4 separate regions of the Mus musculus genome follow, and all the other regions are linked to region 3. Evidence: chromatin loops called from intact Hi-C (ENCODE). Cell type or tissue: left cerebral cortex. All regions are shown on one strand. Region 1 overlaps F13a1 (coagulation factor XIII, A1 subunit). Region 2 has its middle 22 kb from the start of Gm40913. Region 3 has its middle 53 kb from the start of Gm30600. Region 4 has its middle 42 kb from the start of Gm40913.

What was found. A loop is a pair of places that touch in the nucleus more often than their neighbours do. Peaks named below come from ENCODE experiments on the same cell type or tissue, not always from the same donor. Only the 100,000 strongest peaks of a DNase experiment are listed, where the experiment ranks them.
Region 1: it touches region 3 in a loop (11-fold over the local background); 3 of 42 quality-filtered maps call a loop at or near these places.
Region 2: a loop joins it to region 3, with 7 times the contacts of the local background. A loop is called at or near these places in 2 of 42 quality-filtered maps.
Region 4: a loop joins it to region 3, with 7 times the contacts of the local background. A loop is called at or near these places in 2 of 42 quality-filtered maps.

Annotation. Positions count from the first base shown.
Region 1 is chr13:36,888,614-36,896,613 of GRCm38, reverse strand. It overlaps F13a1 (coagulation factor XIII, A1 subunit), which reads left to right. Exons shown (of 15, transcript NM_028784.3): 13 at 3,648-3,808. The region is part of intron 2 of Gm30489 (a long non-coding RNA gene); the gene reads right to left. Among named protein-coding and RNA genes, the nearest start is that of Gm30489, 69 kb to the right of the region's middle. In left cerebral cortex, no CTCF peak of the experiment used is centred here; DNase peaks (open chromatin) are centred at 3,186, 4,198, 4,750, 5,622 and 3 more places; H3K27ac peaks cover 2,079 bases.
Region 2 is chr13:37,307,761-37,315,760 of GRCm38, reverse strand. No RefSeq gene overlaps it. Among named protein-coding and RNA genes, the nearest start is that of Gm40913, 22 kb to the left of the region's middle. RefSeq lists an enhancer at 1,951-4,795. In left cerebral cortex, a CTCF peak has its summit at 3,005 (motif pointing right); DNase peaks (open chromatin) are centred at 3,342, 4,017, 5,900, 6,297 and 2 more places; H3K4me3 peaks cover 495 bases; H3K27ac peaks cover 1,899 bases.
Region 3 is chr13:37,192,506-37,200,505 of GRCm38, reverse strand. No RefSeq gene overlaps it. Among named protein-coding and RNA genes, the nearest start is that of Gm30600, 53 kb to the left of the region's middle. In left cerebral cortex, no CTCF peak of the experiment used is centred here; a DNase peak (open chromatin) is centred at 3,209.
Region 4 is chr13:37,287,658-37,295,657 of GRCm38, reverse strand. No RefSeq gene overlaps it. Among named protein-coding and RNA genes, the nearest start is that of Gm40913, 42 kb to the left of the region's middle. In left cerebral cortex, a CTCF peak has its summit at 4,933; a DNase peak (open chromatin) is centred at 4,789.

The DNA.
Region 1 (8,000 bases), 300 kb after region 3:
AAAAAAAGAGTATTCCACATGAAGGACTGAAGGGGAAACAGCTTCCATGCTTCCTCGGAACAGACAAGCACATTGATTCTGGAAATTAGATAACCCTAAATATGAGACATGACTGTATCACCTCTAGATGTGTGTCCCTGGGCAGGTTGCCTGTGTGATCTCATTTGTATATGAGAGCAATATCACCCACACTACAGAATTGTTAGCCCATTCCCAGCCAGACCTGTATTGTGGTTAATCTTGATTGGCATACTTGGAAAGAGGAAACCTTGTCAAAGGAATTGTTTACATCAGTTTGGCCTGCACGAATGTCTGTGGGACGTTTTCTTGTTAGCTATTTGATAGAGGGGGGCCCAGCCCATGGTGATAGTCCTGTATTGTATAAGAAAGTTGGCTCACAAGCAGAGGAAGGAAGCCAGTAAGCAGCACTTCTCTTTGGTCTCTGTTTCCTCTATTCCTGCCTCTGGGATCCTACCTTGAACTCCATCCCCGTCTTCTCTCCACTTTGGCCAAATTTCCCTTTCCTCCCTACATTATTTTTGTCCATGGTATTTTAACACAGCAACAGAAAGCAAACTGGAGCATCCAGGTTCTAAAATATGCTGGACACAGGGGAGTGTACATCTTTGCAGAGTTTCTGGTCTTATAGAGGAAGCAGGCAATAAAGAACCAAGCAAGCTAGCAAGTGCATCATTTGATTATATGTGTAATAGGAAAATACAAAACAGACTAAGAAGGAGAGACATGTTTGCCTTGCAGGCATTGCAACCACAAAATGAAAAAATTATCTCTGTAATTGGGTGGTGTGGAACAGAGAGACCTGACAGAGGTTATCTGAGCCAGAAGAATCCCATTGGTATCATAGGATATCTAATGTGCTCAATGAGACACAAAGGATGAAGAACCATTCTTGTTTGACTTGGTGTGGTCCTCAGTGTGAAAACTGATGATAGGAGAAGGTGGAGTTTTTAAGAGGCAGCACCTTGTGGATGATAACTAGGATATGTGATCCTAATTGACCTTGGAAGGGTTGGTACTGGTCTGTGGAGTGAGTCAATTCCTGGGAAAGCAGCTTATTATAAAGTAGGGCTGTTTTGCAAATAGGGCCCCTTGGGCACATGGCCAGTTCCCTTCCTGTTATGTCAGCACCATGCTGTTTGGATGCTCCAACCACTAATATTAAACTAAATCAACTAAATCTATTTTCTTTATAAATTTCCAAGCCTCTGTCATTCACATACAATAACAAAACCAGATTCAAACAGGAACAAAAGCAGGCAATGAAAAGTGATGGGCTTAACTCATATAATAAATATCACCCCTCATACAAACTTGGGCTTTATTTCCTGCCACCAAGTCTGGCCACCTGAGTTCCATCCTCCACATGGTAGAGGAAGAGAACAAACTCCTGTAACTTATCTGCTGATCTCCACTCATACGATTGTACCCACACAATGATAACTTTCTAAATTAAAAAATAAGGAGGATCACACTGGCTGCTGTGATGAGAAGCTCACAGAAGCAGGAATGGAGCTCAGAGGCCAGTTAGGATGCTGTAATCATCATCCAGCTGAAATGTAGTGGTCGTGTTGACAGTGCTAAGAACAAGTCCTGAAGATCGAGTCCACCTGATTGGCCTGTGCACATGAGAGGAAGGGGTGGATGAAACTCCATGAGTGAGAGGTGTGAAATGCCTTGGAATTCCTGTTACCTTCCAACAGGGTGGGAAACTCAGACTGGGTTTATATGGTTAAAGACATGAAGGTAACAGAACCTAGATCCTCCCATGGGCAAGGACATTGAACCAATGGGTGTGAACTGGGGCCCTGAGTGGAACTATAATTCATCACATCTCTCTACACCAGAAATAGAGCACAGTCCTTTTCCAACCTCACATGCACCCTTTCAATCTTCCTTGTCTCCTTAGCCCAACTAAAGGATGGACTCAAGCCATTCCCTGGCTGTAGAAGCAACACAACCAGACATGACAGCCTCACGCTTGCTCCTGGGCCTTCCGCATCATGACGGATTGTATCCAAAATAAACCTTTCCCCTGCAAATATTAAAAATGAGGGGATAACTCTATATGAGTTAATGGATTAAAATGATGTAATGTATTTCTCAATTGAGTCAATTCATGTAGGGACCAAACCTAAGCCCAAGTTGATTTTAATACAGCTCCATCAGTCAGACCACTCAGGGCTTGTCCCAGATCACTTCAAGGGAATTAGAACCTCATTCTTCTTTTGCAAATTTACTAATTAATGTAGGTAGGTGGCATCAATTGCATGCAATAAAACGCATGTTGCAATCTGAAGTCAATCCTAGTCTTTTGCAAAATCACACATGTCTGACCCTAAGCAAGCATCCTGCAGTGCCTCTACTGCAAGTAAAGTTTTCTAAGGAGAATGTGAGCAGACTTCAGATTGGTGATTAAAGGGAATGTGTAGGCTAGAGTCAGCTTGGGAGATTTGAATAACTTAAACCAACCAGTACCTTCAAAGGTGTTATCATTGTCACTTGGCTATATTTAGTTGCCTTTGCTTTTTGGAAGAGATGAGGCAGCTCCAGCCTGTGTCTCCCTTGGCTTTCCCCAGACACCATAAATGATGTTGGCAACCTCCCATCTCCACCACTCATACAGTGAAAATCTATTCCTCCTTCTCTTGCCGCGTTTAATAAACTTTATCTAGAACAATTTCTTGTGCGGTGGCACAACATGGCACTTATATAATGGACTATTTCAGGAGCAGTGTTCTCTGGGGCTCTGGTGCACAGTCCCATTTCTTCAGTGCTGTGATTGAGAGAATGGTCTGCCTCCAAGAAGAAGGGAGCCCTGGGGCTGAGACTATAAGTGGTGATAAGAACCCCTGCAAAGATGGGTACAAAGAAGATGCACAAGTCTTGCTGCCCTAAAGAAACCTAGTAGCCAAACACATTCCCCTAAGAAAAACCAGAAGACCACTGTTTATTATTATCCCTGGAAACATCAAGGGACAAAATGCACTGTCTCTAAGGACATACATACCTGGGCTCAGCCTACAGAACTGTCCTTTGGGCTCTAGAATCCTGGGCTATGGGAAATGGAGTCACAGAGTGAGCAAATGGACCCAGGCTACAGATACAACTCTGCATCCTCAGCCCCCATGGAGATTGAAAGAGGAATGAGACTACTTCCCATCCTCCATGCCATTCTGCAGGGCTTATTCTCTACCCTGAAAGCTAGCAGTAAGGTTTCCACACAGAGGTCTCTCCAGTCACAAAGAGGAGCGAGGGCACTCTATGCTCATTTTCTGCCATCTTGGGATTGCCTTGGCTCAGGTCAGAGCCTGCAAGGTTGAAGCTCCTAGGATTCACCTTTAATATCTCTGTTTACCCTTTCCATTTTACAGCAGCAAACACAATGCTTCGAAAGTTTGACAACTCTTTTCTGTAGTAAGACCCCACTGACTATTACATTTCCAGTGTATTCTTTCTTCACCCATGAGACAGGAGAGCTTGTCCCTGATTGACTCCTTGTATCTGTCTTTTGCTGTTTTTCCTGGTGACTTGTGTGCTAATGAGGGGAGGATGGGAGAGGGCAAGTGAGCCATATGCCATCTCGTCCAGGTCTTGATGTCCGCCTTGTTGGTTTTTCCTCCCTTCAGCCAAGAAAAAGGAGGTGCTGGTCAGAGCGGGCGAGTACATGAGCCACCTTCTAGAACAGGGCTTCTTGCACTTCTTCGTCACGGCACGCATCAACGAGTCCAGGGATGTCCTGGCCAAACAAAAGTCCATAATACTGACTATCCCCAAGATCACCATCAAGGTCAGTGAACATCTCATCTCAGACAAAAAAGGAGGGCAAAGTGCTTAGTCAGTAGCCAGATTGTGTGTGCATGTGTGGGGGGAGGAGGGGGTGTCCAAAAGACATAATGGAGCTAGGATCTTCCTGTTCTTTGAAAGAAGTAAAATATTCTATATATAGTCGCATGCATATAACACTCCTCTCCTTATTTAAATATATAGATGTGACTGCAGATATAAATATAACCTGTGGTATAAACACACTTGTGGAGGAAGATAAAGATGTGTGATGGAGACAGAGACTCAGAACTCTCTGTGTCTTCAGAATAAAGTGGGTCAGGCTTACAAACTACCTACACTGTCCCTTCTGCATCTGGGGCAGTAATGTCATTCACTGAGGTGTGACTGTATGCAGTAGGATGTGCAAGCTGAAGTGTAGAGCTGGGGAGCAGTAGCTGAATATACATATGCCGTTATAAGCACCAGCTAGATGAAAATATAGAGGATCCCCAGGTCTTCAGAGAGCTCCTTCCTGCCTTTATCCTGTTCACAGTCTACCCCACATACCAAGATGACACATTTTTCTGGCTTCTGTCACCATGGCTTGTTTTTTCCCACTTGGATCATGGCTTTAGTTGTACAGAGAGCACAGAGTTGGTTGTCCAGGTAGTACAGGGTATTTCTTCTCAAGTTGCTCATGGGGACTGGTAAAGGAAAGCCAGGGGAGTGGGTTACCTGCTTCTCAGCAGCGTAGGCTAGCTTCTGGTGGCATCAGTAGACAGCCTTACCAAGACCCCTTCCAAGCACTGGAAGCCAAGCATCTAGTGGTCACCTTGGAGAGTGGTATTATATGCCACCTGGATGTGGCCTTAAATAACTTCCCTGGTGTCTGGAGAGCATTTGTCTCTGAAAAGACTGAGTGATCAGTATAAATCCTCCTAACATGAAGTATCCTAAAGTAACCAAGTAATCTAAGTGGCCCCAGAGATGGGACACTGGGCAGGAGTGAGAGATGAGCTTTGTTTCTTATGAACCACTTTTTAAGCTAATGGCTATTGTGTGGCATTCAATATGGCTGCTCTGCTTGCTTATATACTGGACCCTGGCAGCTGCTATCAAAGTATCACATATATAACTGAGCTTTCAACACTCAATAAAACCTACAGGTAAGCAGTACAAATGTTTCTACTTTATATGTGAGAAAACTGAAGTGCAGAAGGGCTGTAAAACTCGTGCAAGATCGCATCATCATCAAGATGGAGAGCTAGGTCTCTAACCCCAGCAGTCCAGTTACAGAAGCAGAATGAGAATTGCCTCATCCACTTCTTCTCAAAATCTGGTTGTGTATAGATGGTACATGGAGCACCCCACAATGAGGCTCACGCAAAGCTGAATATGTATAGGGCCTATTGAAGAACAGAATGTCAGACCCTCTACCTCTAGGGAGGTTTATGTCATTCTCTCTCTCTTCTGTTCTTGAAATGCAGTCACTTACCATAGACCTGTTGTGATTGGTACTGTCTGCACAACAGGCCTGAAGAGGCAGAATGCAAATGAGGCTGAGGGAGAATCAGAATTCTGTAGGTAGAGTCAGAAACAAATGCTAAACAGGAAAACAGGGCACTTGGGTTACTCCAGGAGTGCCATCTTGCCCTGAGAGCATGAATTCATTAGCTGGGGGCACAAGGACCACAGCAGCAGGAGGCACACTGGCTCTCCATAGTCAGAGATCTTGAAGATGTCCCTTAGCCACATAGCAAAGGCATCTTTTGCTGCTCTGAGGGGGATGTAAGCAGAGCCTGTGCCCATGCTCAGATCTCTGCCTTTCCCACCAGAGACAGTTCTCATGTTCACCTCATTATGAAGCAATGGCTTGTCCCTGCCAAGATCTCAGGAGAAGCTTTTCCAAGCTGTGAAGTGTTCAGACCACAGCACAAAATAGAATTTAATTGCACCACTGATAATAAAATGTGTGTAGAGAAGAAACTGATACTTTTGATCTTTTGGGGTATTATTAATTAGAAAGGTTGGATTTTTTTTCTATCTTTTAAGATTCTTTGAGAGCAACTGAACTCCCCATGGCAGAATTACAGAGGTCTCATTCTGCATGCTAGTAGACCAGGGCAGGACTGGAACCAGGGTTGATTGGGTTCAGTTTGAGTTAATTTCCATGACAGAAGCAGGGGTTCTGGTTCTGTTGGACATTCAGAGTCAAGGCCATTTTCTGAGAAAGAAGATCTATACTGTCCAGGGCTAAGACTGGAAAAACTATAGATGAGACACTATCACACAAGCCCTAACCATTAACCCCACTAATTTCAAGGTTAAAGTAAATCCAAACAGGCAATGAGATGTGCCAGGGAAAGGGACTGCTCACCCTAATGCCACTCAGATATCACCCAGCTGTGACAGATCCGGATTTCAGAAACTGTGGGAATGGCACTAGGCACCTGTGACACTGGAGACATAGTAAAACAGAGCTGTATCCTTCAGAAGCCAGTTATGCACTGGGAGTGATGGGGAGGGCTCAGGAAGGGAAGGAAGGGGCTTGCTGTTGGGGGTACTGGAAAGATGGTAAGAAAATACTCTGTTGGACTGCAATGTGGGAGAGCACTTCAGAGAATTAAGTAAGATAAATGGCATAAAGCAGGAACTCCAAACACACTAAAAGTACAAAGCCCACAAGGGTTCCAAACACGTGGTCCAAAATTACCTGCAACATGTCACCTCATCAAGTGTTAGGAAAATGCTAGAATACTTTGTCCATCCCTCTGAAGCATGGATGGGCTCACAGAAGACTGAGTCTCTTACAGATGCTGTGCATGGATAAACCAGGCACAGGGTAAATGTGAAAGAGGTAGTTAGGAGGACAGATCCTTCCAGCTTCATTCTGCAGGCAAGAGGAGGAGGAGGAGGAGGAGGAGGAGGAGGAGGAGGAGGAGGAGGAGGCGGAAGCCAGCATGCTGACAGTAGTGGCAGCAGCTGAGAGATATTAAACACTGGAATTTTAGTAATGCCCTTGTATCATCTTATCTGAGAGATAGGTATTACTGTAACCTTCACTGGACAGAAACCCAGAGAAGTTAGTGCCTTATACAACAGTGACCAAACCATGAGCCCTGCAACCAAGGGAATTTAAAGCTGTTTTCTCCACAGGACACCCATGTAACCCTACCAAGTCACTGAGCCTCCCAGAGTCTGTTTTTCCACTGAAGTGAGAATGGCAATGGCAATTCTTTCATCATGGCATCCTTGTGTTGACTGGGCCAAGGATGTGTGATAACTATGTCACAGTGAACAGTTGGTACATGATTCTGGATGACTATCTCATGGACATACCTGATCAAGGAAGGACAGAAACCCCTCTCCCAGATCTCTCTTGGTGTGATGTGACCTTTGGGCCACATTGTTCTTCACACTGGGACTTTTATAGGCAGCATAGACAGGAAGGTTTGCGGGTTGCAAAGTTGGGAGATCACAGCTCTGATGAATTATCAAGAATTTAGACCAAGGGAATAGGCTGTCATCAATGAATGGTTATCATTCCACCATCAGAGATGGAGAGAGATACATGTAGGTACCAGAGAGACCATGGGGAATTGCTTGGAGGGTAGGGTAGATCACAGAAGTGGCTTTGTTTAGGGTAGAGGTTGGGAGCCAAGGAAGACTAAAGATAGGCTCAGCAGAGCATGTAGAGACATTTAGAGTTGAGTCTAGAATGTTTTGGATGAAGCTTTGTCATTGGCTCCATGAAAAAGACTTTGGTGAAAACTCTGCCTCCCAACAGTTATACAAAGTCTTGGCCCCAAAACATTGCCTTCTAAGACTCCTAGGTTTGATCCCAGCAATGTAGCTGCCTGAAAGCTAGAATCCAGATGTTCTCCAACCCCCTGCCACCCCCCCATCTTCCTTTTTAATGCAAATCTAGACATCCTGGAATGATACTAGATCTATCTATCTGAACCTAAGCTACATCCACCAAACTACATGGGTCAGTAGCCAGGTTCTTACATCATAATGGGCACATCTTGAGTTTCATTCATCCCCATGGCGATAGAGACTGGGTTTGAGTTAAATTTGTCCCTATTTAACTATGCCCAGCACCCACCCTTCATGAGTCATGGTGCGTGATCCTCATATGGGAAATGGCAGGGGGAGACACTCGTTAAACTTTAATGAGCATACATCTCTTTTTCTGTGCTATCAAAATATTT
Region 2 (8,000 bases), 120 kb before region 3:
ACCGACAAGGATGCATATATATCATTAAGACAAGTGTACAACTCCCTGTGATTTATAGCTCCACATTATAGTGTTCTCTGCCCTATTTCCAGATTCCACTCTATATTTGAAAAATTATTTAATGATATACTTTCAGATATATGAATAACTACTCATATTGCTACTTCCCATTTCTTAATTTCTTCCTCTTTAATGATTGAGTCTACGTATTCAATTTCTATTGTGGAACATGCAGAGTTAGATCTCAAATCCCACCAATCCTTATGCTCATTCTCCCAACTGCTCTGTCAAGGTAATAAAATTTCTCAGAATTTTCTTAAGTTAATATTCAACATTTATATAATTATGACCACAGGAAGGGTTCACAGCAAAGCCAGATATTGGACTATGATTATGTTTGCTTTACTGTATGACTTTGTGCTTTCTCTGGAGTCTGTTATTGAGTTAGTCTTAAATTTGTATCACCTTCCTCTAGCTTTCTTTACCACCATCAGTAATTCATTCCTACGTCCTGGAAACTATTCTTCTGGGATATTTATTCATTTCATTTGTATCTTCTAGGAGAGAGTCTTCAGAAGGTCCCATGCCTCATTCTTCTACATTCTTCTTTCATCATCAGGCCTGAAAGCCTGCCTACTATACTCCGCAGAGCACTTTGTCAATCACTCTCTTTAGGTACTCCCGTTAAAGGCAGTCACAGTTTTTGTTTGTTTTTGGTTTTTTAGAGATCACACCTCCTTTTAAATAAAAAAAGGTGACTTATTTATTGTATTTTATGTGTATGAGTGTTTTGCCTGCATGTCTCTGTGTTCATCAAGTGCTTGCCTGGGGTCAGCAGCGGTCCTAGGAGGGCATCAGCTCCCCTAGAAGTGGAGTTCCAGATGTTTCTGAGCCATCATGTGGGTGCCGGGAATGGTACCCAGGTCCTCTGAGAGAACAGCAAGTTCTCTTAACCACTGAGCCATCTCTCCAGCCTTAACAGGATTTTAAACTTTGGAAACATACACCATTAGGTTTCTGGCAGGGCATTTCCAGGCAAGTGTCAGGAATTGCTGCTCAGTGATATCATGGACCCTTGGAGCTCCTGAACAGCAGCGGAGAGGCACAGGGAATGGCCTCCCACAAGCATTGACTCCTGAAGGCAGCTACAGAGGTGTGTGTGTTTGATTACAATTTCTAGAAATACCTTTTTCCCAATTTGTTTTCTCTTCTTGTAACAACTCAGTGACCCATGCTAAGTCTCCTTCACTTCGAAATAACGTCCGTTTTCTTGGTTGCTAACTCAGTAGACATGTTTCCCCATTTGATGAAGGAGACTTCCCCTGTATGGAATAGTGAACTCCAGCTGCTGTAAATGAGACTATCCAAGGAACTTTGCTCAACGCATGAGCCCTGTCTTTGGTTTAAGCTCTGCTGTTGTCCCTTTGGAATTATTAAAGACTTATTGTTGAGAGAGTTTTGCTCTGGAGCCCAGGCTGGCCTTAAATGAGCTAACCCTCTTTTTTGGTTTGCTGAGAGTAGGATTTATGCACAGGCATGCCAAGCCTTCTGGAAGACTTTTTAAGACAAAGGATCCCATTTGATCGATATCAGTTTGCCTCGATCCCCTCAAGTTGTGGAGCTCATCTTGTTTTTCTCTTTTCTTGGATAAAAATTGGTCAATCTTTTTTTTTTTTTTTTGCCTTTTATTGGAATTTCTGGGAAGCTTATGTGAAATGTTACATTTTTCAATCTTTCATTGTTACTAGCATTTAAAACTTTTAAAAATCCCCTTTCTGTCTTCTTACTATTCCCTTTCTTGTGTATACAATATGTATTCACATATATAGTCATATATATATTTATTCTTGTACACACACACATATATAAAATGCATTCAGTATTTTTATCCATTCTTCTGAGAATGCTAGTAGCCATTCTTTCTGTACATTTTCTTAGGGGCTTCTTCTTCCCCACCCCTGTTTACTTGCAGGCAGTAGTTTGTGTTGCAGGTAAAAGCAGATACACAGGGTTTGCAAAAGATGAAAGGTTTTTTTTGTTTTGTTTTGTTTTGTGTTTTTGTTTTCTTGTTTTTCCTCCTCCGAAGTAAGAGAGAATAAAAGGCCAGGCAGTGACACAACTACTTTAAGGTAGAAGAGGCAACATTGAGGAGCAAGAGTGTCTGGAAAGTGGGAGGATCTGCTTCTGAACTAGCCAAGTATTGTACAGACACAAAGCTAAAGAGGAGAAGAAACTGAGAAGATCTGCAGTGCAGGAATCAACGCCGGCTCACCATCAAGCGGCACTGCGGTCTCACCTGAACCTTCAATGTGCAGCCAGCCCACTCAGCGACCTCAGGCCACCCTTTCTTCTTAGCCTTGGGTGGGACGAGGGGCAAGGCAGAATGGTGCTTGCTGTCAGTTGTTGGCTAGAGCTAAGGTGAGGGGCAAAGTGTTGAGGGATGCTGAGGACAGAAGTACAGAGGAGCAAGGGAGCTGGCTTTTCTATCCAGATCTGGTAAAGCAAAGAACAGAGGAGTGACTAAGGGAGCCAGGGAGATGCCTCTGAAGATGGGACCCTATGCTTATAGGCAGTGTGAAGCCTGTTCCTTAGTCTTGAAGGAATGGAAACTCAGAAGAATGCAAGCGGGCTCTGAACACACAGATGATTCTGCAGTTGAATTCCGGAGGGAGAAACACCTCGGGGAGGGGCTGTCAAGTGAACAACTTAGACGGACCCAGGAAAGATCACATAAGGAGTCCTGCTTCAAGACTGTCAAAGCCATTGGGTCTTTTAGGTTTAAATTCAATTCTGCAATGGGGTGAAATGTAAGGTATTAGTTTTAGGAAGGACCCTTGCTTACTTGGTGATTCACCTGTGAATAACAGCAAAACCCCAAATCCGAGAAACAATGCATCAGGCAATACTAGATCCGCAGCCAGCCAGCATCCCGCCCCTCAAGAAAAAAATTGCAGACCATGACATCATTCCTCTGGTCTCCCCACACCTGCTCGAGTCCCTCGATGATACCACCAGATGGCGATGTTGGCCTAAGTTGTAGTACATTCTCTAGTCCTGGGAAAGCCTGACCTGAATATAAAACTTCCCTAATCACCACATTTGATTCCCCAGCAGAACAGCACAAAAAAACCTACTGCGGATTCCAAAGAGGCCAACATGGCATCTCACTACATTGCGTGGTCCGCAGACCAGACATCGGTGCATATTAAAGTGTGATTGCAAGAAAACAACTTTAAAATTCAGAGTCCAGGAGTGGCCCCCCGCTCCCCCGCCTCCCGCGCCTAGTCTCGCTTTGCGCTCCCTACCCCCACCCACGGTCCAGCAATCTCGGACGTGAGGCTTTTCTGCAGCCGCAGCGGCATGGCTGGCAGTGTGGCGCGGAGGTGGCAAGCTCTAGGGACCCACGCAGCGTCTGTCTGTGCAGTGCCCAGATGGCAGGGGCTGGAGAGGCCTCCAGAAACCTGCAACTCAGTAGCATTTCCCCAACTGGATCTCTGTCATCCTCCCAGGCCACCCCAGCTCAAGAGAACCTACCCCATCCAGAACTTCAGGAGGCAGCTTGGGGCCAGCAAAGGTGGGAGGTGGTGGCATGAAAGTAAGGTCTAGTTAGGATGACCAGTCTCCAGGGTTAGAAGTTTTATAGCTTACAGGGCTTCCACGATCCCAGGTGCCCACCCAATTGGTATTGCTTCCACTAGTAGGTCGCGCCTTGTGTAGGACAGTGTATGATGGGCAAGATGGACCGCAGGCGCCTGCTAGAGAGTGACACTCTGGCTCCCAGTAGCTTGCACCAAAAGGTCCGATGACTGTCTCTGGTCCCCAGCAGTCAAACCTCGGTGGTACTTCTAGGCCTCATAGGCGCGTGCTCATGGCGCACGCACAAAGCCCAGCGGTGCAGTGCTCCCCGGCAGGCCTGGGCTGGCCCCCTCGAAGCGACCAGACGGTGTCTCACAGCGGGCTTGTCCCCGCCGAGGTCATCTGCTAGGCGCAGCTGGGCCGCGGAAAGTAAGAAGCTGATGAATTTTTCATCGCGATTCCCTTGGCTGTCGATCTGAAGGCAGTTTCTGGGGCAGCAGCCTTTAAGGACCTGTCTGTGCCAAGGGCAGCCCCTCCCCCACCGCTCTAATTACTGATAGACAGGAGAAGCTGGTCCCAGGTCCCCTCCTGCTCCTCCAGGGCGTGTCCTGGTCCCTCTGGCTTTGTTTGATTTCTGAGCATTGGGCGAGTGGGAAAGGAGGGATGAGGAAGAGCGCCTGTCTAGTTTAATAGCATGTGTAGACAACCTGCCTGGAAAAAGGAACACAGAGGTGCTCAGCTCTGACCTCCAGGAGTTTGCAGGGATCTGCGGGGATAAACTCACAAAATGGAGATGAAAGAGTCTAATGTGGGCCAAGGGCCGGGCTAGTGGGGCTGTGAGTGAGACCGGGGCTCAGGGAGAGACATGGGGAAGGGATAAGTTGAAAGGAAAGGACTCCAACACCCGGGCACAGGAAGGGGCAGAATGAGGGCGGGTCTAACTTTGCGCTCTCGAGGGGACCAGAGGCACACAGGTGCAAGGTGTGGACCTGGATCTACCCAACACATAGGTAGGCCTATCACAGGTCAGAAACCGGCCTTTTCTTGAAAATATGATACAGATATATCAGGAGAAGTCACTATTAGATAAGAACACTGAGGGGCTTTTTGTTCCTGAGTGGGGGAGGGGATGGGGAGGGTGGGAAAGGGTGGGGGAGCGTGGGGGAGGGCTGTGCCAGGTTTTTTTTTTTTTTTTTTGTCACACGGATTGTTTTTGCATAAATGTAAGTTAAAAATACACACTTACATACCATGCACACTGTTGTGTATGGAGATGGTCTCTAGAAATAGTTTTGTTTGTTTGTTTGTTTGTTTAAAAAGGTAATGCAGGTATTTCTAAATTTTGGTGAAATAAACAAAAGAATTCACCCAGAGTCACAATCTTTGTATATGTCCTTATTTTTTCCTTATCTTATTTATTTTTTCTGTGCAGACCTCGTTTCATTGAGACCATTTTTTGTAAGCGCAGTCATTCAATAAATGCTAATAAATAAGAGACCATAGCAGGAACATTCCCTTAATCTCTAAGTAGAGCTGGGCATGGTGGCTCCTGACTGAAATGCCTGCACCTGGAAGGTGGAGGGCGGAGAAGGAGGCTAAAGGCAGTGCTCTAGGCAGGGCTGAGCTCTGTGGAGTTAGAGGTGGAGTTCCGGACCTGGCAGAGCTGGGTGTGACTCTGCTTGAAGAAAGGAAAAGGTGGAAACATCTCAAGGTGCCTGAAGAGGCTTCTCATCTCACCTCCCAACGCTGAGCTGAATCGGAAACAGCTGGTGACAAGGAAGTTGTGGGGCCCAGCATTCCTAGCATCCTCCTCGCCCCCTCCCAGAGTCACCCCGCCCCCCCGCCCCCCCCCTCACATACTCACACCCTTACCAACCTCTTCCTCAGTGGTAGCTGCGGTTCTAGGACTGAGCAATTCCTCTCTACCTTCTATTCTGAAAACCTGTGCAGAGACTGGTAGCTTATCAAATGCGTTCTCATTGCTTTGCTCCTAGGTTTAATTGAATTAATTTTAACACCTGTTATACCTGCTACAAAGATCAAAAAACTGAGCCTCCATTAGAGTTTTCCTCTGAAACATTAAGTGGCCAAATTAAAGATAGAGCAAAGCTACAGGTTTGTTTTTTTTTTTTTTTTTTTTTTTTTTTTTTTTTTTTTTTAAGAAAAGGTGTTATTTGTGAACCGTGAATGTTTGCTGTTTGTTAAATTAGCTTTCACATTTAAAGCCACCAGAAAGACATTTTTATCAAATAAGAGAATGTGCCACCTGCTTTATTTCTTGGGGGAAAAACAGAGAGGGAGGGCTTCCATTTCTGGCTCTGAAGGAGGAGAGCAGAAAAAAGCCTTGTACTAAAAAACCAACGGCTGAATTAAAAAAGTATGAACTAGTAGCTTGAGAGCATCAAAGATGCAATCGAAGATGCGGGACTCTAGAGGGACCAGAATGGCATAGGAGGGCAATGCAGCCAAGTGAGTCCTTTAGAGCTCCTCTTGTGTCATGGGAGCATTTGTTGAGCCATGCAACGGCCTCTGGGGTATAGAATCAAAACAGAGTGACAGTTCCTTGCTTGTCTCCGTCAAAAAAATTGGAGTTCAGGATGCAAGGTTGCCAGGACTTGATGGACCATAAACACATCGAGATGGGAACCAAAGAAAATGGAGTCAGTATGCATTTTTTTTCTCCAAACCATTTCTCAGTCTTTAAGCTGTGCACGTGAAGAGTGAGATGCCAAGAAGCCAAATAAACACAGCTGTCAAGAGGCTTAAAAGCTAAGCCAAGATGCTGGCGTGCTTATAGTTCTGGGAAGGCAGAGCTTATAGTTCTGGCTGCTAAGGGGGAGGAGCCTTATGAAACCCTCATTGTCAGGTGAGTCCTGAAAACCAGTCCATAGGAGTAAGCAAACACAGGATAGTAGCTCTCATATGATATGCAACGTGGGCTGCAAGAGCCTCCACTCTGGCTGGGACACACCCGCACCTGCACACGCACACTCACAACTATCTCCTAGTGTTATATATCCTCCAGCTTTCCTGGAGGAAGATGATGTATTCTAATACCACAGAAGGTATTATATTTAACCCATTGTATTAATACCAGACGAATAATCCAGAGGGTCAGAGGTTCTGGCTGGTGAGGTGAAACAGGAGGGTAGTTTCCTGCCCTGTCAGGAAAAGGGTGGTGCTTCCATGGCCAATCATAAGATCTAGCTCTCGAAACTGATGTGGCCCAAATGTGAGGGAGAGCTGGACCAAGGCATTTAAAAAACTGGCCAGAAAGATCTAAGTAGAAGAGATGCTGGAGTCCATCCTTCCATGTGACTCTGCAAGGAAACTTGCCCGTCCTAGAGGATGAGGTTATTTCAGTCAAGGGCTCGTCACTGCCTTGCATCCTTTGGAAGATGGTTTGGCAACTTCTCACAAAGCCAAGCATGTTCTCACCACCCAACAGACAAACTCTTCAGGAGGTTTGGACCCAAAGATGGTAAAAGCTGAAGCTCATACAATAAACCAGCATCAGACCATTGATGCTATCAGCAGGTTTATTCTGGCCTGCTCAAGCGTGGAAGCAGTTAAGTTGCTCATCAAGAAGTGAATGGATAAAATGTAGCAAGTAAAGGTAATGGCGTTACTCAGTGGTGAGAGGGACTGAGTTAAGAAGTCATACAAAGACATAAAGAAAACTTAAACAAGTCAAAGAAGCCCGTCTGAAAGGTCTCCAGACAGACGACATGATTCTAAATATATAAAACTCTGGACAAGGCAAAAGTATGGGTACAGAGAAAAGGACAGAGGGTACTTAGGGTTAAAAGAGACAAGGGTGGTGGTGGTAAATAAGCAAAGCACAGAGAATTTTTCTGGGCATTGCAGTTACTCTGTGATGTGGTGCCAGGTGTTGAATCAAGTCAAAGTCTGTAGAACACACAACACTAAGAATCTGTAAACCCACTGGTGTTCTTTTACTCTGGTGGCGTGTTGATAAAGTACATGTTGATACACAAACAGGAACCACATCCTTGGCTTCTTGAATTAAACGTTAACCTATGCCTTCCTTTCACATTTCCTGTGAACCTAAAACTACTCTTCTAAAAAAAAAAATCCTCTTTGTGGCTCATCTGTTAGAAAAATCCAACCAAAGCCTTGCCAGAAGTATCTGTGAGGCACGCAGAAAATGCCCACGAGGGTCCAGCTGTATTTCTGGCACAGAGATAGTCTTGTTGTTTGGGTGACATTTTCCCCCAATGTTCTCTTCCCTACCCTGATCTGGGAGGGGTCAAAGGCAGTAGCAGGCAAGGTGTAGTGAAAAGAAAATGCTGGAGGAAGAGGAACAGAAAGCTTTCTGAAGTGTGATTGTGTTTGTAACCAAATAGCAGTGGACTGAGATATCATGACAAGTGTCTGCCTAAGGGCCCCAGGCACCTCACAAA
Region 3 (8,000 bases):
TCTTTACTTGATTTTCTATTACGTCTCTAGGATAAGAAGTTGTGCAAATCCAGGTTGCTGTAGTTTGGATATTGAATGTTTACTAAGAGCTCCTCAGATATGTTAAAAGTTTCATCCAGAGGACACTATTAGGAGATGGTGGAATCTTAAGGAAGCAGAGCCTAGTGGAGAGAAGTTGGGTTGTTGGGGCAGTGTCCTTGATGAGGACTTGGGAACAGTTTCTTCCTCACTCTTTTTTTTTTGCATGCTGATCATGAAGTGAGTAATTTTATTTCACCATACGCTTATTTCATCTAGTTTTTGGTGGCTCACCCGTGCAACAGGGTTGACTGATTAGCAACTGGGACCCTAAAAACTGTGAGCCAAGTAAATAATTTTCTGCTTAAGAGCTTATCTTGGCCTATGATCCTTATGAGCTGAGTTCCTGGGACCCACATGGTGGGAGAAAAATGACTCTCACTCGTTATCTTCTGACATCCATACACATGCCGTTGCACATTCTCACACACACAAACACACATACAGACACAGAATCTAAAAATGTATAAAGATTATAAGAAATCCTCAGTTATTCTTGGCATTTTATTTCAATAATAGAAAACCGATTAACATAAAAGTCAAAGTAACAATTACACAGTTCCTCTATAAACTTGGAAAGAGAAATCATTTAAATGAACTCTCCAGCATCTAAGCTATGTGGGAGATGTGGAAATCAGCTTTGAGGAAAAAAGTAGGATGGATAACGAGACAATATAGCCTCCAGCTACTCCTCAAAGAGTCCTGATCTTCAGTACATGGTATTAGATCTAAAAGGAATGGAGGCCAGGGAATGGCCGCTTTCCTCATTTTCACGGAAATTCTCACAAGTGATGATTCCCCATCCCCTTGTGAGTTACCTCATTAGGTGGGACTTTCTTTGGAGCACAGTGTGGTGAGGTACAAATAGCCAAGGATTTAGAGGCTTGGGATTGGCTCAAACACTGTACATAAGTTTATGGGCTGGGCAATAAACTTAGATCTGTACCCTGATGCTGGTCTTCTCCGTCAGATTTCCTGGGATTCCTTATGTGACTCTGTCATCTCTCACCCCTCCATCTTTGGCCCTGTTCCCATAAAGATAAACTTTACTGAAAGTAATTTGCAAATAACCAGAGGAAAGAACTAAATTCAGATTTTAAAAATGGAAAAATGTTCCAGTTCTACCTGTCAACTTACTTAAATTTGGGACTGGCACTTAGAGACATGGGGCTAGCCTCTGATTGGGTTTCCAGCATCAGACTAGGGCTCTGTCATTCCCAGGTGGGTTGTTTGCTTTGCTCAGGACTTGTTTACCTCTATGGATTACTGCCAGAATTATTTTTCACTTGCACATTTTCATCCTCTTGAATTATTTCATGAGTGTGTGTTTAATTTCCTTAGTGTATAAGAATCCAAGGCCGAGATCCATGTCTTATTTATTTTGTATTTCTCTAGAGTAGACATTTAATAACTTGTTGTTTCTTTTCTAACTATATTTTTGTGGTTAGAATAAAAACACCTTTTATTTTGATACTTCCAAACTAAAAAAATAAATCCTGAGTACCATGAAAAAATTAATAAAGCTAAAAATGTTGTTTCTATCCATTGATTTCTCAAGTTAATTTTGATAGATGTGTGAGTATAGGTGTTGGAGTTTTGTTTTGTTTTGTCTTTTCTTCCTGTGCTTCATTATGTTTAGATATTGAACTGGCTGGTTTATATGTGAACTTGGCACAAGGTAGAGTCACCAGAAAAGAAGGAGCTTCAGTTGAGGAGACGCCTCCATGATATCTAGCATTTTCTCAATCAGTGATCAATGGGGGAGGGATCAGCCCATGGTGGGTGGTGCCATCTCTGGTTTGGTGGTCCTGGATTCTATAAGAAGGCAGATTGAGCAAGCCAGGGAAGCAGATTAGTAAGCAACACACACACACACACACGAGAGAGAGAGAGAGAGAGAGAGAGAGAGAGAGAGAGAGAGAGAGAGAGAGAGCCATAACAAAGGAACAGTGCCATATGGCCAGAACATATCTCTAAATTTTCCCTGATGGGGAATTACATCTCATGCTGAGAGGAGCAGCTCAGAAACTTGCCAGAAAGATAAACACAAATTCTAGTGTTTTGTGGACAAAGTTCCTTTCCTGTCCTGAAGCATCCTCTGAACCTGTTATATCGTGTGGCTCTCCTAGAGTAGATGCTGTGGCTGCCAAGCCCGTAACACTTTGGATCCTTTCCTTCCCTGGCAATACCCATAGGCCCTCCCTGATACCTTCATCCATGCTTTCTCTGCATGTTTGGAAAAGTTCAAGGGCCTGGAGCACACCCCTCCAAACTATGTCCTGGGGCAGTCTTTGATGGTACCCGATACAATAATATCAGAACTTTAGCTTTCTCACCTATTAAAATCTGAGATGTGATCATAGTATCTTGATAGCTTCACCTACAGGATCAAGCCAAATTGACCTCTGTTGGATTGCCCCCCCCCCCTTTCTTTAATTCCTCCTTCCCTTCCTTTCTCCCTTTCCCTCTCTTTCTTTCCTTCTATTTCCCTGCCTCTGCCTGTGATCCTAAACCCTAGTGACCACAAGAATCCTAATGAAATTTTGGAAACCTCATCTCAAAGGCTCCTTCTAGAATCTCACACATCCCAAATTGGCCTTGAACTTATTTAACAATGAAGAATGACCTTATATTACCAATCCACCCATTTCCACTTTTCGAGTGCTGAACCATGCTTGACCTTACTTCTGTAATCTTGCTTAAGGGTACCAACCCAGTCATCAAAAAGTCCAGATTATTCTAACACTCATTGAGGAAACCATTCACTGATTATGGAGATAGAGCTTTGTGAAGGATTTACCCAATATGCAAATGTTCACTAATAATTAGAGAAGCTCCCCCACTACATAGTCCAACTTTGCTACTCTGCTTCTAGAACTTGGCTTCCTCACCTCCTGTGGAACTTACAAGTATCTGTCTCAACAAGGATGAACTACATCCTTGCCGACTCTGCTCTTAGAGTCTCCTTCCCCCTCCCAGGCTGTGTTACTGAAGCTTCACTCCAGCTGGAAGTCTGACATACATTTTCTAAGCTGGGTGAATTTAGGACTTGGCTCAGTTTTAACACCCATCTCACCAACCCCTGTCTACTGTTGTCATCCCCAAAAAGTTGGGGAGGAAGCTAGAGGGAGGCAGATCTGGTGTCTTCACCCACAGCCGTGTGGTTTGAGAAGACATTTAGCACCAAACCAAGATGGTGTCATAACTGGAGTGGGGGTGTATGTACCAAAAAAGCAGTGAGGTTTTTTTTATAGTTTTGAAGAGGGCAGCTAAAGTGGAGTTTTCTGCTTTCTCGTGCTTCTGTAATGGTCCATGACATCACTTTGGCTTACCATATTCAGTAAATTAGTTCTTAGGATTCCAGTTGAAAGGGTGCCATTTTGTTCTTATTCTAAAGTGTTATTAAAATGTGTGCTCAAGTCTACTCATATTTTTCTCTTCCTTATGTAAAAAAGGATGGATGATTGTCCCCTTTCCAAAGTTAGAAGTGGGAGCAAGAATTTATCTTTACTAAGTTAGAATGCACCATGTGCATTTAGGCTGAGCAGATTTTTGATAGGACAAGCCATGGAACAGTCAGACTAGACACCTAGATTTTTCTTGATGGGTTACCCCAGGGAATCAACCTGAGGGGCATAAGGCAAAGATGGTATAAGATAATGCTGTGAAAAACACTGTGAACATCTGTTGTGCTCCATTGCATGTACAGTAAGGGAATATTAAAATAAATACCTTTGCTCTATAAAAATGGTACTGTTTATTAAATATATGACAATTTTGACATATTGGTCCAAGGATTTTAATAGCAGCATGAGAAATTTTGCCCAGTTGGAAGACCTGAGAGTCTTTACATGAATTATGACATACTTTTAAGATAATGTTAAAGATTTCAATGCCTATGGCCAGCTACTTCCTCACTTTAATTGCATAAAAATTGTAGTGAGTCATGGTCTTGAGGGAGTTGTTCAACGTTATCTCTTTTGTACCTTTGATTTTATGAAAGGCTTTTGTAGGAAAATCAGTTTTAAAATATTTATATCTCATTATTTGGGCAATAAATTAAAAAAATACAAACATTCCCAAGAGGAAAAACAAATTGAATTGTAACAATTTTTTTTCTAGGGCAAGTTTTATTAAGCAATTATTATAGCAAAACTCACCGACTTTTAAAACCAAACAGCATGAAAGTAAGAACAACAAATTATTTTCCCTCACCCAAACCCTGAACTTTCCAGATGTGTTCAAAGTTGATCTGCATGTTTAACTGAATAATAGAATATTATTTGTAACCCTCTGATAAGAGATTCCAAAGGGAGTGGAGTATATGTAAAAAGGAGATGCTATAAATGCATATGACCTAGGACTAAAAGATGACTCAGCATTTAAGGACGCTTATTGCTCTTGTAGAAGAGTGAGAAGATGCTGTTCAGTTCCCAACACCAATATGGTGGCTCACAACTGTTCCTAACTCCAGTCCCAGGGGAATCTGATGCCTTCTTTTGAACTTCATAATTCAGACATATATGCAGAGAAAACACTCATACAAATTTTTTTTTTGGTTTTTTGAGACAGGGTTTCTCTGTGTAGCCCTGGCTGTTCTGAAACTCACTCTGTAGACCAGGCTGGCCTCGAACTCAGAAATCTGCCTGCCTCTGTCTCCTGAGTACTAGGATTAAAGGCATGCACCACCATGCCCGGCAGATAAAAATTTTTAAAATCTCTGTGACTCTTGTGTCTCCTACATTGTACAAATGATTAGTGTTGTTGCTTGTTTATTCCTCTAATAGTTTAAAGTTATCAGAAGCTTAGGGAGCTAGTGAGATGACTCAACATGTAAAGGCACCTGCTGCCAAGCTCCATGACCTAGGTTCCATTCCCAGGACTTCCATATTAGGAGAAGAGAACCAACCTTTGCAAGATGTCCTCTGCACAAAGAAAGGAAGAACAAAAGGAAGGGAGGGAGAAGGGGAAGGGACAGAGAAAGAGAGAGGGAGGGAGAGGTAGAGGGAGGAAAAGAATAAAGAAAGAAGGAAAGGAGGCAAGCAGGAACTTAGGGAGATTTTTTGGAGAAGGCTACTGAAGAGTGTTAATTTCTCACTCAGAAATAATGTATTTCTCCTTTATCTTAAATCCATGTAGGTAGTTTTGAGGCATTCTTAAGATATCTCTAAAATTTGGGGATTTTTTTTTTGCTGCTTATTAATTATTTATATACACACACACACACACACACACATATATATATATATATATATATATATATATACATATATATGAGAGAGAGATAAAGAACAGAAAAAAGAAGAAGGAAGAGAGAGAGAAAGAAGAGAAAATAAGAGAAAGGAAAGGGAGAGAGGGAGGGATGAGAGGAGGAAGGAAGGAAATGAATAAAGAAGGAAGGAAGTGGGAGAGGGAAGGAGGAACTGAAGGAGATTTTAGAGAAGGCTACTGGAGAATGTTAATTTCTCCCTCTAAAACTACATATATCTCCTTTAACTTAAATTTATGTGGGTAGTTTTGATAAATTCTTAGGCTATCACTACAATTTGGGAAATAGTTGGACCAATGTTTGTGTCTACTATTTTTTTAAGAATTGAAACGTTCCTTCCTTAAGTGGAAGGGGGAGACACGTAAGATTCAGAAAACTTACAAGATTCAGGAAGCTCAGGAAGTTAAGAGATTCAGAAATTACCCCCTCCCTCAAGTTTTTGGGGAAGGAGAATCACTTCTGTGGATCTGCCTACAAAGCTGTGCTCCTGGGATGTAGTCACTCATGCCAGGGTGGGCTTTTCAGTGATACCTCTTGGGGTCCAAGACTTGGCCCACAAACCACACAAACACTGATCTCAGTTAGACAGGGATGTTTTATTGAATGCACCCCCTAAGACTGACTGGCCATGGCTATAGCTCAGAATTCAGGGGCTGAGGTTATAACCCCAACAGTTTTTCTATGCCAGCTCATTAAGGCTAAACCCTCAAAACCCATCATGAGCTCATGTGCCTGTGGTGGAAGTCAATCCTGACTCACACCATTTTACACATAACAGTTCATACTGATCTTTAATTTGATGGGTCCTACATGAAGCTTATAGTTGTGGGATTTTATAAGATTACTAAACCTCATAACACTAAGAACATAACAGGGTATGTGGTCAGCATGACCCTGCTCTGAGTAAAGGTTTTTTTTTTCTTTTTTTCTTTTTTTTCGTTAATGACTACAGGCATATTACAGCAATGGTATAAAATAGCTGGTTGGAATGGAACAAAATGGTTACAGCTATGCTAGGGGCACAGGCTTCAGCAATGCCATTGACTTTGAGTCACTCAAGGGCCTGTCCGTAACCACACTGAACTTAGTGGTTAGCCATCGAGTTTGTCACTCAGATGGAATTGTTTCTTTGTCCATTGTTAGTATCCTAACCAGGGTGAATTGGTGTTTGTTCATCTCTCCCAGGACATTTCACACAACAGAGTATGACCTGAAAACCCTGAAAGGTGAGAGATTGGCTAGCCCAGTAGTTCTGTATAGAGACGACACTGCTGCTGGTCAACAATGGTCTGAATACTTCCAGAGGCTGAGGAGACTTAAGGTGCTCTGCATGGGGCAGGTATGGGAAAATAAGATGGGCCAACTTCAGTCCAGGTCAAGTTCAGCCCACAAAAAAGGACAGAGGTAAAGGGCTAGGCTTAAAGGGTAAGGAAGGATCCTGAAAGGAGTAAGGAGATAGGTATATGTTTGATAGTTAATGAAAGTGTGATTCTCTAAAGAACACACACACACACTCATGAATGGGGAGAGAGGAGAGGCAAAGACAGAGACAGAGGAGACAAGAAGACACAAAAAGAGTAGAAAGGGAAGTAGGGAGAGACAGAGAGACAGAGAGAGATAGTGACAGATTCAGAAGGAGACATGCAGATACACACAGAGAGAGGAAGGGAGAAAGGGAAAGACAGAGGGAGACAGAGAGAGAGACACACACAGAGAGACAGAAACACACAGAGATTAATAAAGAACATCTTACTCTTTTCTTTGGTTCCTTCCCAGACGCTTACTCTGCAGGATAAAAAGGTAAGGGAGCAGACAGCTCCCCATTCCTACATTCCTACAGGTGGTTTCTTACTCCCCACAGATCTGAGTAGAAGGAAAAGGGAGAAGTCTAGAATTCCAATCACATTCACAATTGATCATTAGATAAATGGCATTCTGCACCACTTCTAGATTATGACGCTTTTCTATGCTTTAAGCTGACTGTGAAAATTTATCATGTAAAAATAACTAGAAGGGTAATGTGCTCTGCTGAAATTTACATGTGGGGTAAAAAATGGTGCCAACTAACCCCATTAAATGAAAATTAAAGCAAAGCGGATAGTTCAAGTGCCACGCTTGTTTAAAGTAGAGATCTAGAAAAGCATCAAGAGAGCACTAAAAGATGTGTGTGTGTGTGTGTGTGTGTGTGTGCATGTGTGTGTGTATGTGTGTGTGTGTGAGTGTACATGTGCTTGTGCATGTGTGTGCCTGTGTATGTGTGTGCGTGCACATGCACATGTGTGCTTGTGTGTGTGTGTGTGTGTACATGTGTGAGCACGTGTATGTGTATTTGTCTTGAACTCACTTGAATTGTCAGGGTAGGTCCCCCACATGCTCAGAGGAGAAAAGGAGGGGGATGGAGGATGGAGAATAGAGGAAGGATTGTGTGTAGGGTAGCAGGGGTGGGCAGTGAGAGGGATATAAAGTGAATAAGTAAAAAAAAATAAAAAAGAATTAAATTAAAAAGAAATCATACTTCTCAGGTGTTCAAGGATGAAGAACTGAGGGCCTCTCCTCTAAGAGCAGCGACCTTGACTGACTTGTCAAAGAATAGCAGTAACATAGCATCTAGTCAATATTTAATAAAGCCCCGGATAGCTTATTATCATATATC
Region 4 (8,000 bases), 95 kb before region 3:
ATGACACTATGAAACCAACTGTCATGAACAAAATGACTTCAAGCAATAGTTTATTATCAGTCATACATACATGTATAGGGTAACTGGAAATTCAGCAAGGTGTGACTGCCAGTCAGGCTCAGATTGGGCCAGTTCTGCTCCCCACAACTGTCATCTTCCTTGAACTCAGGTTACATAAATGGGGAATATTCTTCTCATGGCAAATGCAGAGGCATGAAGGCTCAAGCCTGACCATGTGACTACATTTCAAGCCGTTGCTCTACCTCTACTGTTAACACACGATTTGTCCAAGACATGCTCGAGGTTAAAGTCCAGGAACAGGGCAGTACATATGAAGTCTATCATAAGACTCAACTGACTTATACAGTCAAGTCCAGTAGAGGCAGGATGTATAGTATTTTTTTTTTTTGTTTTTGTTTTAATGAAAGTGGTACAGGATGAAGGATCAAAGACATTTAAACTACAAATATTTTCTACTATGAGCACTGTAAGAAGTTCTTATTAGCCAACATTATCATCAATACTTGGTATTACCAATGTTCAATTGTTTTGCCAACCAAATGGTAACAAAGTTGTTTAAAAGTTATGTCTATGAATATCAAAGGAAGTAACCGAGTTGTTTTTTTTTTTTTTTACCTACATGTTGGTGTCTCCTCCTCTGAATTTGGTGTTCCTACTCATTGGAAACTTAAAAGTCAAGTTTCCTATATTTTCTCTTATTAATTTACGGGGATTATTCCTTATATAACATTACTATTAACTCTTGATTCATTTTGGATGTTGCACAGCTCTTAGATTATTCTGTTACTTAATGTAGCAACTTCATTCTGGTTCTTCGAATTATACAAAAATCCTCAACTTTGTTGCTATCAGTCTTCTTTCACTTCAAGTCTCTGGAGTGTTATTTAAAAGTTCTTTCCACATAACTAAATGCTACATTTAAGAATTACATTGATTTTATAATTTTAATTTGTCTTGTCTGGATTTTTAAATCAGTTGATATTTGTGCCACAAAGTAGACATTTTCTTTCATCTGGTGAAGGTTTCCAAAGATATAGTTATGGAAAAATTTCTACCCTTTTCTCTTTCATTTGAACTGCCATCTCTGTCATCTAACATGTTCTCGAACATTATTTGGCTTGTTTCTGGGCTTCCATCGATCTAGCATTAAAGAACTCTGAAGAAGCCATATGGAAACCTGCTACTTGTACAAGCTTTCTAAACTCTCTATATAGTTTAAAATTAATTACCATATAATGGGGGGATAATACCTCTCCCAGAAGACCTAGGCTATCAAAAAACAAAACAAAACAAAACAAAACAAAACAACCAACCCAATGTCAGGTGTGGGTTACCTCTTCTTGAATTGTTGGTCAGTGGGATCTGACATATCCCCCAAATACTATAGGTTATTGCCATTGATCATAGTTACTCTCCAGAACTTGATGGTGAGGCCCACATATTTGAGTCACAGAACATGGAGAGAGTCAGTTGGTACCAATCTGGAAACTTCTTCCTTCCCGGCTGGCATTATTCATAGTAGGAGGTACTATGCCCACTACTAGGGAGGAAAAGAATCAATAGCCTTATCCAGCTGTGAACACTGTGTGCTTCAATACCAAGTGATTTGGGAACTGCCCATTTGTGCAATAGTGACACGAATATTATCAGAGTTACCAACAACTTTTTTTTTATAAGATATTTTCTCTATTTACAGTTCAAATGTTATCCCCTTTCCTTGTTTCCCCTCCAAAAACCTCCATTCCATTCCCTCTTCCCCTGCTCACCAACTCACCCACTTCTGCTTTCCTGTCCCCTACACTGAGGCATCGAGCCTTCTGAGGACCAAGGACCTCCCTTCCCATTGATGTCCAACAAGGCCATCATCTGCTACATATGCAGCTGGAGCCATGGGTTCCTCCATGTGCACGCTTTGGTTGGTGGTTTAGTCCCTGGGAGCTCTGTAGGGCATTGGTTGGTTCATATTGTTCCTCCTATGGGGCTGCAAGCAACAACTTTTTAAAAATTCAGTTTAAGTTCTATTCCATGAAATGGAACTCATGTCTGTTACTTTTAACTGAGCCAAGAACTCATGACCTGATAGCCCATAAGCCCTAGGAAAGAACCAACTCTATTATTCTGCTAAATGGACAGAGTACTAAGCTGCCTCCTAAGTACTTATCTTTATACCCATAAAGCAGCACAGCACGCAGCTCTCATTATCGATGCTTCTTGCTTGCAGGAGAGGGTGATTACTATAGAGAATCACGTTGGTCAAAGTGCAGAGGATTAACTGTGGAAAGCTTAGTCCTAAATGGAGCATCTATGTCATATCTATCTCCTCCTGTCAAGGCTGAGCTATCATCATGGAAAAGGGAGCAGGAAGATCTTAAGAACACGAGCTAATAGATGACTGTAGCGAAGCCATGCTTCTCAGATATAACCGGACTGCTGCACACATATACTAATATCAACTGTGACTATATGAACAAGACCCATGCAAGTTGTACCCAGAAGAAATTCCCAATTTCATCTACTCTTTTTTTTCCTAACCCTACTGAGTCTTCTCATCGGTGCCTGCGTGTGCCCAGGTGAGGAGTCATCCAGTGGAACACAGGTCACATGACAGGTGCCACAGATGAAGAAAACCGATTCTCGTACCCACACCAGCCACAGTTGCCAATAGCTCCTCAATTAGGAGTTAGCTCTAATAAGTCCCTCTGCCTTCCATGCTGGAATTTGGCTACTATTTCTCTGTAGTGATCTACTGCTACCTCTGGATCTCAGTTTTTTTCTGCCCCCCTCTTCCATGATAATCCTTGAGAACTGGGAAACAGAACGTGCTATAGGTTTCCTATTTAGGGCTGATAACTCCACAATCTCTTATTCTTTGCACTTTGACCACCAGGTGTGAGTCTCTGTATTCAACATCATCTCCTGCAAAAGTAGCTTCTCTGATGATGGTGGAGAGCCACACGAATCAATGGGTATAAAGATAAATGTTTGGGGACAATTTATACTATGTCCATTTATTAGAATATTTGTAATAGGTTCTTCCCTAGAGCTTATGATACACTAAGCCCTAGGTTTTTGGCTCAGTTAACTGCAGTAGGCATGAGTTCCATCTTGTGGGGTAGACCTCAAATACAATCAGAAAATGGTTTGCTACTCCAGAGACATTCATGCCACTATTACACTATTGTGTTTTAGTGGCTGCCAGGCTGGTCATTGCTGTAGCTTACAGGAGTCACAGCTGAGTAAACCGTTACTTTTCTCCCACAGTAATATGGACAATGCCTCTGATTCCATGACTGCTAGCCAGTAGGGATGAAGTATTCAGGGCAGTATCAGTTGATTTCTCCGTGTTCTATGGCTCAAGTATTTTCAGCAACAGGATCTTACCATCAAGTTTAGGAGGGTAACAAAGACTGATGGCATAGGTTATTTTGGTTTTGGTGAGGGGGTGTCTATGAGATTTATTACCAACATGAAGAGACACAATTTACACTGGACGCTGTTTTCTTGTTTTTTTTTTTTTTTTTTTTTTTGATAACTTATGGCATCTGGAAGATGTTTTGTCCCTAGGTATAGGGTAATTCCACTTATTTTATACATGTATATGTGTATGTGTTTGTGTACATGTTTTTGAAGCTCACACAATAGTAGGTTTCCATAGATCATGATATGTCTATGTGTGCACATGTGCATTTGAGTGCCAGTGGCCACCAGCATAAAGAGTTAGATCTTCTAGGGCTAGATGCCCAGGTGGTTGTGAGCAGAAGTCTGACATGGGTGCATTGTTCTTGAACTGTTCAAGAGCAGTGAGTGCTCTGAAGGCTAAGTTGTCCCTTCAGCCCCAGTCCCCCTTCTTTATAGCTCCTGACTGTTCATGCAAGGACATGTCCTACTCTGTAGTTTGTTCAGTTCTTGAAAGGATAATGCTTCCTGAAAGGATAATGCCTCCTCTAGATTTGCATTTAACATTTCGTGGAGCTATTTATAATCTCAAGTTTTCCCAGTGTGGCCTTTGCTCTGGCTGGACTACCTAATTATCACACCGTGTTAAAGAAACCAAGCTCATTAGAACCATCTCTTTTGGATTCTTTTTTGCTTCCTCTTAACCCTGGCTAGCTGTGTTATGAGTATATGATTTTGAATGGGGAAATATAGCGGCATGCTTGAAAAACTTCAAATCCTTAGAAAATACCTCAAGAGTCATCTGCTTACTAAGGGTCTAATTTTCAAATATAAAGGACAGGACCTGATAGCTATTTGTAGCTCATTTAGGGTAGTTAATGAGGAGTTATCTAATGAAGAGGCTGAGCAACAGCCTAAGAGTCCTCTTGAATAGGCTTAATCATCTTTGTCTGATGATAATCTATTCATCTTTTTTTTTTAAACCTACCCAAAAGGATACTGAGGAGGTGACTGATTTAGAAATTTAGTAACATATTCAATCCAGTTTGGATTGGTTTTGTATACTGAAAAGGAATCACTGTTTAATAAGTGTGCTTCTACTATATAATTCACAGAGAAGAGAAACATGCTATTTAAGAAAAAGAAACATATTAGATGAGCTCGGGATTGTTAAGTAGCTTCCTAAGTGTTTGGCAATCTTATAATTTTCCCCTTGCTTTGTCTGCATATCTCACTTTTCTTTCCAGACTTGGTTGGGTTCTTTTAAAAGTCATCGTCTCCTGAAGCATGTAATTTTAAGTAACAAGACAGTGAAGTGACATATTGCAACACTGGAATTGTTGAGTCAGCCCTTCATAATTTCACAACTGTTAAAATACTCACACTGGAAACTATGACTAACTCCCTCTAATTCTCAAAAGCCCTCTCAAGAGAAAACTCACATTTTGTGCTACTCAAATGCCATCAAAATGACTCCCTTCTGGCTCCTAGTTCAGCTCAGCAGGCAGCTAGTAGAATAGCAGGTTGGTGCCTGTAAGCAGCTGTGGGCTGCATTAAAAGCTCGCCAGTAATTGTGTCTGAGAGATGAATAGGGCAGAGCCCACTACAGACTCAAGGTTGAAAAAAAAACCCAACAACAACAATGCTTAACAGATTCTGTTATGATTGCATCTTACAAGACATCCACCAATATTTAAGAATGTAAAAATCACTGGTTTTGATGGAGTTTGATGATGCTTTAAAAGGCATGTGTCAGATGCTGAAGTTTAGGGAAATTACAAAATTGAGTTCTTGAGATTCCTCTAAAATCCCCCCCCCCATTTTATTTTAGGGGTATGGGTGTTTTGCCTGCATGTAACTCTGCACAGCACTTGAGGTCTTGGTGCCCAGGGAGGCCAGAAGAGAGTCTCAAATCCCCATAGGACTGAAGTTATAATGGGTAGGAGCTGCCATGTGGATCCTTATGAAATTTATCCAACAAAATGCTTTAGCGCTATTGAAGGTGCTTTTAAAGTCCTCACAGATTACCCAAGTCCCTCTTGCCTTACAGAAATCTTCATCTGGTGAACCAGTTTGTTCAGCCAGAGCCACAGGCCCAGCCAAAGGTACTTGCTGTCTTATTTGTATATGTATTAAGGAGCTGATATTTCTGGTCTTTAAAAAAATGCCCTCTCTGAGTTGTCTGATGTGGATACAAGCATTGCAGTCACTTTTTGACTAACAATTAAAACAGGTCCTGAGAGATGTACCATCAAATTCAGGTGACTTCCTGTGTGAAAACCCTGTGGATCTCTTACACAAGCCTAGATGCTGGAGGTCAGTCAGGGAATATGGCCACTTAAAGCGACAGAGACACAGCAAAGACAAGACTGGGGGAGCTGTTGCCAGCGTCCCAGGGTGCACTTTCACAATCAACACTCTTTAAATAAGTAGGGGTATTCTCCACATGACCAAGAAAAACACGCTATTATCAATTGCATAAACAACCCAATAAATACAGATAAATGCATAAACAGCAAGCCAGCCACATAATTAATTGGTTGTTATCATGATCAAATACTACATGCTTTCTGTTATTTCATGTGTCACTATGCTGCTTTTATTAAACAATTTTTACATACAACATTTTTGATCATATTATCTCCCTTCCCCAATTTCTCCTGGATCTCCCCACCTCTCTATATGTTCTCTCTCTCTCTCTCTCTCTCTCTCTCTCTCTCTCTCTTTCTCTCTCCTCTGCCTCTGCCTCTCTCTCTCAAAACAGAAAAACAAACAAACAAAAAACAACCAACCAATCAATCAATCAATCAATCAATCAATCAAACAAACAAACAAACAAAAGATTCTGGAACTAAACACACATCACCTTAAAAGCCCACAGAGTCTGTTTTGTGTTGGTCACCTTCTTCTGGGCATGGGATCTGCCCTGGAGTGTGGTTCTTTGAAGATAACTGACTTTTCCTCTCCCAGCAGGTATCAATTACAAACAGCTTTTTGGTTAGGGGAGGGGTTTTGTCTTCACTTCTTCTCAGTGGTGGTGTGTGGTCTGGTTTGGACCTTTGCAAGTCTTGTGCACGCATGCTGCCACAGTCTCTGTGAGTTCATGTTTATCAGCCCTATTGTGTCTGGAGGATGCTCTTTCCCTTAGAGTGAGTCATCAGACACCTCTGGCTTTTACACTCCTTCTGTCTCCTCATCTGAATAGTCTCCTGAGCCTTGAGTGAAGACTTTGATAAAGGCATCCCATATAGAGATGAGTTCTCCAAGGTCTCTCTCTGCACATTGTCCGGTTGGTCTCTGTGTTAATTCCCACCTGCTGCAAGAAGAAGCTTCCAGATTAGGGCTGATCGATGAAGTGATCTGTGGGGATAGCAATGTGTCACTAGGAGTCATTTTCTTTCTATGATTGGCCACCAGAGTGGTAGGTATGCTGATACCAACAGTGCTGAAGCCAGGTAAGGAAACATGTAATGTCACCAGGCTAAAGGAACAAATCATCATTGTCATTATGATTTATGGGATCCTGTCTATGGGGGCCCATCATCAACTCAAATGCTATATGGCACATGGCTAATACTACATTACAGGTTTCACAGATAAGAACACTGAAGTGGTGGGTAGTTAAGTAGCCTCATTTTACAAATGGGAAGACTGTCTCATTAATTTCAATCTTTGTTGCTTGTGTCAGGTAGTGTCTATGGTGTGCCCAGATCACCCTCTGTACTGGCTAGTTTTGTGTCAACTTGACACATCTGGAGGAAATGCCTCAACTGAAGCTTCTTTTTCTGTGGCTACCTGTTGGCTCAGAAGTCTTTGCTCACAGGGCTGGATCTTGTGGAAGCTCCTGCCTTGTATCCCTAACCTGGTGGAAAAATTCACATCCTGGTCCTTTATTCTAGAGCAATCAACTTTATGCTTGACGTAAGGACAGCAGGTCCTTTGGCCTTGGGTAAACTTACTTCTGACCTACCCCTTGCTACCTACTTGGAAGAAGAAAAGGACAGAGAAGCCTCTAAGCTAAGGCATGGAGACTTCACACTCAACTTTGTCCTCTATGTGTTAGATTTTGAACTTATCTCACCTAAACTCTTTTCCTCCCTAAATGGGGGACCTCTGTTTAAAAAATTACACGTGTCAACATACTGGAGATGTTTTATAATGTCTGAAGTGCTTCACACACACATGATTCATGTCTGATTCCACAGTCCCCGCTGTGACTAGGTTTAAAGATGCTCCATGTTTGGATCAATATTCAAAGAGGGTCTTAAAATCATCTGAAATGAGAATTTATATCAGGAAGTATAAGAGATGTGAGACTCTTCCAGACTACAGATAGAAGACACACCTGAGGACAGAGGCTATCTAATACAGCAATGTGCCCATGCAGTGAGAACGCTGGGTCAGGGAGCCAGGAGACAGCTGGGAGGAAGAGGCCTGTGAGTCTCCACACGTGTGCATATCTGAGTGTATGTGAACATGTGGGGTATGTGTGTGTGTATGTGAACATGTGGGGTATGTGTGTGTGTGTATGTTAACATGTGGGGTATGTGTGTGTGCATACAATAGGAGGAGGAGAGACTGTA